2 separate regions of the Homo sapiens genome follow, and region 1 is linked to region 2. The links are chromatin contacts, found by Hi-C or POLR2A ChIA-PET in ENCODE. All regions are on one chromosome and are shown on one strand. Each heading gives the region's core, a stretch centred on a gene start or an enhancer-like site at or near the end of the contact. The rest is flanking DNA. Distances are from core to core; before and after follow the strand shown.

Region 1 (5,005 bases), core at 1,307-3,806, 580 kb before region 2:
GTTATTTGAATTAAAATGTTTTTAAAGAACTCTAATTGAGGGCAATTTTTAAGTAAGCAAATGATTAGAAGGAAAGATTCTAAAGTTTCACGTTATGAAAAAAGTCTAACATTTATGCTTTCTACATTCTTGATGTTAGCATTAAACAATCAAGCATTGTTTAATGACTGATGTAGACCATCAGTCCACAAATTGTGGCAAAATAAGGAAAACAGCACTAATATTTTCTCTGTCCTATGGAAGCTTCCAGTGGCCTTGAGCTGGGTACTATTTGTCCCTACTTCAGATTTTTTTTTTTTTTTTGAGACAGAGTTTTGCTTTTGTTGCCCAGATTGGAGTGCAATGGCGCGATCTTGGCTCACCGCAACCTCTGCCTCCCGGGTTCAAGCGATTCTCCTGCCTCAGCCTCCCGAATAGCTGGGAATACAGATATGCACCACCACACCCAGCTAATTTTTATTTTTAGTAGAGACGGGGTTTCACCATGGTCTCGAACTCCTGACCTCAGGTGATCCACTTACCTTGGCCTCCCAAAGTGCTGGGATTACAGGCGTAGCCACCACGCCCAGCCTATTTCAGATATTAAAAACCTGGTATTCAGTGGTTAAATACTTGGCCAAGGCCATTCAGTGGTCAAACCTTTCATCCTGGCTAAGAGGCTCAAAGCCCAGGACCTCTTTGCTGTATCGTGCAGGAATTTCTGATAAGTACAAAAATAAGAGGCTGTGATAGCTGAGGTTTATGCCTTGGAGAACAGTTCTCCAAAATCATGGAATCAGAGGTGTTTCTTTAAAAACTTACTTTTATATATTCTATCATACTGATATGATGATGTTGACTCTCTACTAATGCAACATTTTTAACATACCAGAAGGTGATATTTCAGAGTTAGAAGAGACCTAAATCATGTGATCTATCCATATCTCTTATCACTGGGGCATATTTAACATGGAATGCATATTTAACATGCATTTCAGAAGTACCTTCTGGATGATGACTTCTGATAATCTGATTGTTGTCCATCCCCCCAGATCAAAATGAATTACACTGTAGGTGGCAGGCAGCTTCTAGGATGGCCCCAATGATCCCTGCTTCCTGATATTCATACTGTTGTGTAATTCCTTCTCCTTGAGTGTGGATAAAACCTGTGACTTGCTTCTAACTGATAGAATATGACAAAGGTGTGAGAATGTCACTTCTGTGATGAGGTTTCATAAGACAGTGACTTCTGTCTTGGTAGGTGACTCTTTCTATTGCTATCTTGACTTGCATACTTTGATGAAGCAAGTTGCTATGTTGGAAGGGCCCCATGCCAAGGAACTGAGGGCAACCTCTGGCCAACTGCCCCAAGGAAACTGAGGCTCCAGTCCAACAGCCAGTGCAGGGCTGAATCTGGCCAAAAAATGCTGATTGAGCTTGGAAGCAGATCCTTCCCCAGTTGAGCCTTCAGAGGAGACCCCAGCCCCAGCTGACACCTTGATTGCACCTTTGGGAGAGGCTCTGAAGCAGAGAACCCAGGTAACCTATGGTCAGTTTCCTGACCCACAGACTGTGAGATACTAAATGCATGTTGTTTTAAGCAGCTAGGTTTTAGGGCAATTTGTTATGCTGCAGTAGACAACTAATACACTGTACTATATTTGTCTCTTTTTCCAGCAGGACCAGAAATGGGCTGTTTAAGGTCCCTGGGACCTTGTCATGTCATGTGTATTTAACTGTTTACCCACCACCGAAAAGCTTCCTGCCAGGACCCATCTGCAGTGTAAAAGGGGAACCCTGAAGCCCTGGGAATGGCTCCTAGTACTTCAGGTAGGGGCTCTGTGTCCCCATCAGTTTCCACCTTTGGGCCTCCCACTAGAACTTCCTTAATTGTCTTTCTCCACCTAAGCATCATTTAGCTTACAAACCAGAGGCAGCAAGCCAATTATTCCCCGGAGAAACTTCAGCCAGGCAGGGGGGCATTAACCACACCAACTGGTGTTCCACAACAAAGGTATGAGAGGCAGAGATTCACATCCCAGTCCGGTTCGTAAGCAGAGGCGCATGAAATAAGAAACCCCTTTTGAGAAAGAGGGAAATTAGGGGAGATACTGAAATTATGCGTTGCATAGGACATCAGGCAACCACTTCACTGTCGGCTTCAGTTTTTGATCTGCAAGATGGGAGTCTACTTCTAGGTCCCATAGTTTTTGATTCTTAGTCTGACACAATGTGGGTTGCTGTGAGCTGGCTCTTTGGGTGCCAAGTCAGCTATCAAATGTGGGTAACAGAATACCTGTCTTCAAAGGGGGTTGTAGAATTAAATGAAATAAATAAAACACGTGAAACGTGTAACACAGGGCCAGCCCAAGTGTCATCGTGGCAGTTGCTGCTTCACCACGGGGTCTCAAGTCCCGAGGAATTGGGGTCGCGGGCGAGCGGAGCGCAGCCGGGACCCAGGCCGGGTGGCCTGCCCCGCCCACGTGGGGCCGCGGCCCGTCGAATGACTCCTTGCAACGTGTTGGTGGTGGCGGCGGCGGTGGCGCGGGCTCTTCCGGGCGCCGCAGCTTCCTGCCAAGCACCGCGCAGCCGCCTCCGCCGCAGGATCCCCCGGTGCAGGCCTCCGTGCTGGTGCGGATCCTGGAGCTCAGCCGCGCGCGCCCTGCCCGATCCTGTGCCGACCCACCGCACTATGCGCGCCGTGCCGCTGCCCGCCCCGCTCCTGCCGCTGCTGCTGCTCGCGCTCCTGGCCGCTCCCGCCGCCCGCGCCAGCAGAGCCGAGTCCGTCTCCGCGCCGTGGCCCGAACCCGAGCGCGAGTCGCGGCCACCGCCCGGCCCGGGGCCCGGGAACACCACCCGGTTTGGGTCTGGGGCGGCGGGCGGCAGCGGCAGCTCCAGCTCCAACAGCAGTGGCGACGCCTTGGTGACCCGCATTTCCATCCTCCTCCGCGACCTACCCACCCTCAAGGCAGCCGTGATCGTGGCGTTCGCCTTTACCACCCTCCTCATCGCCTGCCTGCTGCTGCGCGTCTTCAGGTGGGCCCTCCCGCCCTCTTCCTTCCCCCGCCGGCCGACAGGGCGGCATCGCCAACCTGCTGTCGCCGCGCGCCCGCCCCACCTGCACGCACAGGTGCCCTGGTGCGCCCCAGCCAGCCGTGTGCCTCCTGCCCTGCCCGGGAGAGTGGGTGGGGGGCCGGGGTGTGCTCGTCTGGATTTTCCTGGTACATGTTTTAGGAATTTTCTTTCCTCTCTTTAACTATATATATAAAATAAATATGTGGTTCCCATTTGTTGGCTTTCTGCTAATGCTGAACACTAACAATAGCGCTCTGAATTCTGACAGCGTTTCCCATAATTTATTTTTATAATCATTTCACAGATGAGGAAAACATTTTCAGAGAGGCAAAATGGCTCATCTAAGGTAAACTCAGTGGTGGAGGTAGGACTTGAACCCAGGCCTGTCTAACTTTAATCTCGCTACTCCCTCTCCCTTCTACCATCTGCAGCTCCCTCACGCCCCGCCTACTTTTTCTTCTTCTTCTTCTTCTTCTTTTTTTTTTTTTTGCTACTGAAAGAAGCAGTTTCTAGTGTGGGGGGTAGTAGAATTGCCTCCAGAATTACGCTGGAGGGGTGCTTTGCACCAGGGGTTGGAGCTGAGCTTCAGGATTCTAGGCGACCCTTGGTGGCCTCCCTTATTTTCTGTTGGTGGGGGACACAGACGGCTTTCCTAGGCTCCTGCCTAAGTTGCGCTAGATGAACATTCACAGGGGCATGAGGGATCTTGGAGAGCCTTTTGTAGGTTGCTCACGTTCAGGGATAAAGTGTCTGGTAAATTAGGAAGGATGTCCCAGGTCCTTGATCCCTGTCCATCCTGGTGGACAGGGCTAAGAGGAATGCAAGGACATTTCCTTTAATGCCTGGGAAATCCTGTTTTTGCAGGAAATGAACCAAACCTGTCCTGTTACTGAGGCCCGCCTGGAAGTCTGGGTGTGTGTGTCAGCTGTTCACTGCTGCCTCCCTCTGCTTCCAAGCGTACACACAGTGCTTTGGTGTTTGATCAGCTGTGGCAGGTTGGGCTTCAGGGCTTGCTCTCCTGGTAGCATTTTCAGTGCAACAGCAGAAACCAGACCAGGAAAAGGCAGAGTTAGGAGCCATCTATGTATTGAGCTTTGCTGTCAGTTGTGTGTGACTTTGAGTCCAGGTGTTTTCTTCTGTGTCTGTAGGATTAGATGCCAGTGGTCTGAGAAAATGGAGAAAGGGGAAGTATGGTCCCACGCTCACCTCACCATTCCCTGCCTTGTCTCAGGCCACATCGTTCCTCACTCTGCTGGTCTCCTTGATGTTCTCTGGGTTGAAATGCTCCTGTCTTCTTCCCACTCTACCCACTGGCCTCAATCCTCTGTTTACAAACTCTAGCAGCTCTCTGTGGCCACTACCTAGGCATGGCAATACCTGGGTGTGGCATTTGGGGCCCTTGCAAGCTGGCCCCCGTCTGCAACGCAGACATCAACCAGCGCTTCTGAGCCTAGTACCTTGTCACTTGCTCCTTATGCTCTGTGGTTTCCCGCTTCTAGCCTAATTCTTGCCTCTATATTCTACAAGTGCGTGCAGCCACCAAGGCCCAGCTCCCATCCTCCTTCCTCTGTATAGTTTTCCTGGACATTTGAATGAGGCTGTCACTATTTTCTGACCTCCTCATCCCTAATCTGTGCATCCTTCAGTCCAACCATGCCATGCTGGCTTCTGCACTCAGCAGAGGGCCCTTGAGGTTGGGAAGTCCAGTTCATCTTCGTGTCTCCATGCCCGATGCGGGCCTGCCATTCAGCAGAGGTGCCATTGTCATCTACGGACTTCCTGATTGTTCAGTTGGAGTGAAGGTTAATGCCTAGAGCAGCTCTGAGTCTGGAGGTTTGAAACATTTAGCTCAAAATAGGCCCTGGAGTCCACAAGGCTGTGTATTTTTTTTAGAAGGTATTTGAACAATTTTGCTAGTCTGCTGTTTATTACTCAGGAGTAGGGGAGAAAA
Region 2 (4,906 bases), core at 824-3,323:
TCCGTACTTGACTCGGTTCATCTTCCCAAAACATATTAAATCACACTCATCCCCTATTTTAAACCCTCACAGGCTTCCTGACTCCATGCCAGGCTGTGCGACTACAGGCAGATGGGGCTCTGAGTGCAGGTGGGGACCTGGCTCAGGGCCTCCCTCCGAGTGTGTGCTGACTGGTGGGGATTGCCCTGGCTGGTGTACGGTGCTGGTGTACAGTGTCCAAGGAGGCCCGTGAGCACCAGAGTGAGGCTCAGCAGAATGAGAATCAGGCTCTGGGGGCAGAGTGGGTGGGCTAGCGGCAGGTCCCTGGGGCACTGTCTATCCGTGGATTCATGCCCAGGCCCCATGCAGGAGCAAATGAGTAGAGACTCAGTGATCATGCATAGGGCACAAGATAGGGATGGGAGCTGGGGTTCCAGGATAAAGCAGAAATCCTAACATCAAAACTACGTCCTGCATCCGGGGAAAGTACTGAACATGCAGCAGAACATAGGCTGCATCAGCAGAAATCCCTCCTATCTAGAGGCAGGGTTGGTGTCCTGAGGTTCTGACTGGGAAGGGCAGACTGCAGAGGTGCTAGCCAGGTTGGCACCAGCTGCACGCAACCGATGCATTCTCACCCCTTTCCAACCTCACCTCCAGCGGGGCCCCTACACCATGGGTTTTGTTTGACGAACGGTGGAAAACAGTCAAGATGTGAGTCAAATGCAAATTTCACCCTGATTTTATCACTAAGGGGGACACGGCCGCTTGCTGACATGACAGTCGGCTGATTTTGAAGCCTGGTGAAAACTAAGGATGGATTATTAAACTCTGGATTTATGTGTTCTGCAAGCAGGGAGCTGTCACTGTCAGAAGTCGACAGAGTTTAGCAGGAACAAGTCACGCCAGACCAACTTCATTTCCTCTGCAGTTTTCTGATAGGAACAGGATGCTGATTAGATTGAAGACAAGTCATAAACACATTATACTGTGAGGCAAGTACAGACTGGACAAAAACACTCACTCACTATATGAGAGAGGGAACCATGCATGATGCTGAGACACAGAACTGGCGGAACCATCTCAAAGCCGTGGAGCAGATGTGTGAAGTCCTGTGGAGCAGGATGGAGGTCTTGGCCAGTGTGCCAAAGGGTCACTCCTATCCCATTCTCTGCATGTGGGATGGATACACTGGCATGTTATGCCCATTTGAGAGGGAAGATTCATACACTAGAGGTAGACTGAGGATTCAACATGGCCAAACTATCTGTCTGAAAGGGAGCCAGCATTCGCCTGCAAGCACTTTAGGATGGGCTGAGGAAGGTATGGAGCAAGAGCTCATCAAGGCAGGAAGAGCTGCAGCGGAATGGAGCTTCAGCATGAGTTCCCACCAGTGATGCACTTATCCCAAATGCCCATGCAACCTCCGTGGCATTAACAGAGTCAGGGTTACAAAGGGGCAGCCCCCATATTCTCATAGAGTCAGCTGCCAGTGTGGTCAGTCTGGAATGTGACATTTAGAGGGGGCCATACCATGCTGGATTACCTCCTGGAGGGGCTTTTGGGAGAAGTAAGGATCTAGAAGCCGTGCCATGTAATAACTAAAGGACTGGAGAAGTTTAGCCCCAGAAAACACAATGAGCAGGCAGCAAGGCTGGAACACTGTCATGGGGAATAAAAGCTTAAGCACCAAGTTTCCCTCCAGAAGCCAGAGTCGGATTCAGGATGCAGTCATAAGATAGCAGGTGACAAGGAACATGGAGCACGGGGGACTGGCTGTCTTCAGAGGGGTAGTGAGCTGCTCACCACCAAGGGTATTCAGGTGGAGGCCAAGTGCCCAGGTATCAGGGTTGAAGGGAAGGGCATTCCTGCTGGGTGATAGGAAGGCAGACTGGAGAGTCCCCAAGTCTGAACAAACTGCCAAAACTTTCTCAAGCATCTCACCATCCCAGGCATCCAGAGGACCCGGAATCCACCTCACTGTTGGCTCTATGCCACGGGTGTGAAGTACTTTCCTGAAGGGGCAGAAGTGATTACACTCAGCACAGGGAGGAAGCAGGATGTGGGGCTGCCTACCAGAAAGCCATGTCAGCTCCTGGCCACCCCCCACCGCCCTGCTTGTCAGCTCTCTCGAGATTCCCAGACTGAATCAACATGAGTTGCTTAATTTCTCTGCGTCTCTGTCCTGGAAGATGGCTTTTCTGGAAAACTCATCCTTGCAGGCAGTGTGTTCCTCTAGAGAAATCTGAGCATCGGGGTTCTAACTCACAGGCTGGAAAATGGAGGCCAGGTATTGCTGAGGAATGTCTCCTCTAAAAAAGGTAACAAGACAGACTGGTAAATAGCAGACCTTCAGGGCATACCACGTTCACCTGGGCAGATCACCTGGTGAGGTCCTTAAGGCCCACCTGAGACCAGAACTGGAGAAACGATCCTCATAATTGGAACAAACAATATGAGCTTTATTCTTCTGGAAGATCACTTCTGGTTCTGTTTGCAGATGAAGGAGAGGGAAGAGACAAATTGTGCACAGCAGGGAAGCAAAGTCAGCCTCTGACTGCATCTTTCGGGTTGGTGTTAACTGAATGGCTCAGACTTCCTGCATCAGCAATGGGCAGGCAGCAACTGGGCCTTTAAAAAAAATTATAAGGAAAATGACTGTTTAGTTCTGACACATGACAGGCTGGCTTGAAAGAAGATAGGTTCTCTTTATTTTTTCAGAAGGAGTTTCACTCTTGTCGCCCAGGCTGGAGTACACTGGGACGATCTTGGCTCACTGCAACCTCTGCCTCCTCGGTTCAAGCAATTCTCCTGCCTCAGCCTCCCAAGTAGCTGGGATTACAGGTGCCTGACACCATGCCCAGCTAATTTTTTGTACTTTTAGTAGAGACGGGGGTTTCACCATGTTGGCCAGGTTGGTCTTAAACTCCTGACCTCAGGTGATCCACCTGCCTTGGCCTCCCAAAGTGCTGGGATTACAGGCGTGAGCCACGGTGCCTGACCTCGAGCATAGGTTCTCTTAAAGCAGTGGTTCTTAACCAGTGGCAACTTTGCCCGCCAGGGAACACTGAGCCATGTCTGAAGACAGTTTTGCTTGTCACAATGGGCTGGGGTTGCTGCTGGCATCTGGTGAGTAAAGGCCAAAAATGCCACTGAACCTGCAATGCACAGGGCAGTCTCCACAACAAATAATTATCCGTTCTAAAATGTCACTAGATGAGATGGAGTTGAGAAACTACTCAAAAGCCACCGAAGTGCAATTGATCTCAAAGCCTTGCTTGGCACACAGTCCACTTGTGGTGTAAGCAGGAAAGGATGTGGGGAGCTCACTGGGATCTGTTTAATATGGCTTGTCATTTGGTACTTAGAATTGAATAGGCTTGAAGAATGCTCTCTTTTCTGCCAAAGGAAAAGATGAAAACCTGAACCCTACAATTCTAGAGCTCTTGGCTTTCTTTGAAAGCCAGAATTAACTTTCTTGTCCACTGGTTCAGGAACCAACCCTTCTGTGAAGTCAGAAGTGTTTCCATAACATCTCAACACCTTTTCCACGGGGTAGAATGTCGTGGGATGAGGATAGAGTAAACTCATGCTACCGAGCCCTGGAAATGACCCAAGAACTAAGGATCTCATTTAGACTCTATGTCAACACTGTAGCGTAGACCTGAATATCTCATTTTTCACAGATGATGAAACCGAGAGGCCAAGTGGTCTTGTGGAAACTCCAGGCCCATTTCCCAGCGTAGGCCTTTGACTCCCAAGTCTCCCAAGCTCTCTCTGCTAAAACTCTGGTTTTCAAATTTGGATCCTTGGTGCATGGCTTACCGGGCAAAGGATGGGGGAAAGGGGTGGGATCTGAATGTGTGGAGGTCAAGGTCCTGACAATGTGATAATGATATAAGCAGAGCTCTCCCCTTTCTCTCTTCTGCCCCGTGTAAGGTTTTTGTACTGGGTTGAATGACGATCCTCAAAAAAAATATGTCTATGTCCTGGAACCTGTGAATGAGACCTTATTTGGAAAAAGGGTCTTTGCAGATGTAATTAAGTTAAGGATCTTGAGATGAGATCATCCTGGGCTACCTTAGTGGGCCCATAAATCCAAGTGTCCTTATAATAGACACACAGAAAAGAGAGAAGGGGAGCAGAGGATGCCAGTAAAGCCACAGACATGAGTTACACAGTCACAGACCAAGGAACGCCTGGATCTATCAGAAGCTGGAAAGGCAAGGAAGGATTCTCCCCTGGCTTCTGGAGGGAGCACAGGTCTGCTTGATTTCAGATTTATGGTGTTTAGAACCATAAGATAATAAGCTTGTGTTGTTCTAAGTCACCAAGTTTGTGGACAAAAATACAGTTTTTGCGTAAAGTTGTTGCATAGTCTCAGAAAACCAATCTTTTGTTTAAAGAAAAACAGGCCCATTGCCAAAATTTGAAAACCACTACCCCTGGTGGGTCATCTCTCTCAGATCTTGTATTCACTTAAGTCCAGAGCACAGACACAGAAAATAAATGTTAAAGAAAGGCTGAGTTCAGTTGGTTATAATGAGCCGACAACAACAACCACCAAAAAAGAAAAAGAAAAAGAAAAAGAAAACAAAGGTTGAGTAAATAATGGCTTGAGGCTGGGTTGGGCCAAATCTCCTTTTAAACACACAATGCATTAGCCAGTGAGGAAAAAAAAAAAAAACCAAAAAAAAGAATGGTGGTTACGCTTATCAGGCTTCGCATTTTTAATTTCTTCCAAAAGGCCTCCATTTTGCACCATCCAAATCCCTTGAAACCTATGAACTAACTGGAAAGCTATTGGAATCCAGGAGGGAAAACGCACAGTGCAAGTGTTGCCTTTGCTATCCAGGCATCTCACACAAAGTGCGTCATAGGGAAGAACCGATTTGTGCCATTAATTGTACCCTTGGTGACAGCTGAA

The links. Hi-C counts contacts between places; a loop is a spot of excess contacts on that map. ChIA-PET counts read pairs that join two places held with the same protein, here RNA polymerase II (POLR2A).
Region 1: a loop to region 2 is called in a map of posterior vena cava, with 7 times the contacts of the local background. The contact joins the promoter of FAM174B here to the enhancer-like site in region 2. A Hi-C loop is called at or near these places in 1 of 168 maps with a recorded cell type or tissue (posterior vena cava). POLR2A ChIA-PET finds 5 or more read pairs at or near these places in 1 of 52 experiments (PC-9).

The regions. Positions count from the first base shown.
Region 1 is chr15:92,653,326-92,658,330 of GRCh38, reverse strand. It overlaps FAM174B (family with sequence similarity 174 member B), which reads left to right and starts at 2,556. Exons shown (of 3, transcript NM_207446.3): 1 at 2,556-3,015. The coding sequence starts at 2,672. RefSeq lists silencers at 2,380-2,429, 2,710-2,909, 3,010-3,059, 3,110-3,179.
Region 2 is chr15:92,071,963-92,076,868 of GRCh38, reverse strand. All of the region lies in intron 2 of SLCO3A1 (solute carrier organic anion transporter family member 3A1), which reads right to left. Among named protein-coding and RNA genes, the nearest start is that of SLCO3A1, 220 kb to the right of the region's middle. Within about 2 kb of position 2,073, at least 5 of the 41 ENCODE cell types and tissues checked have a DNase peak (open chromatin) inside an H3K27ac peak, as active enhancers do.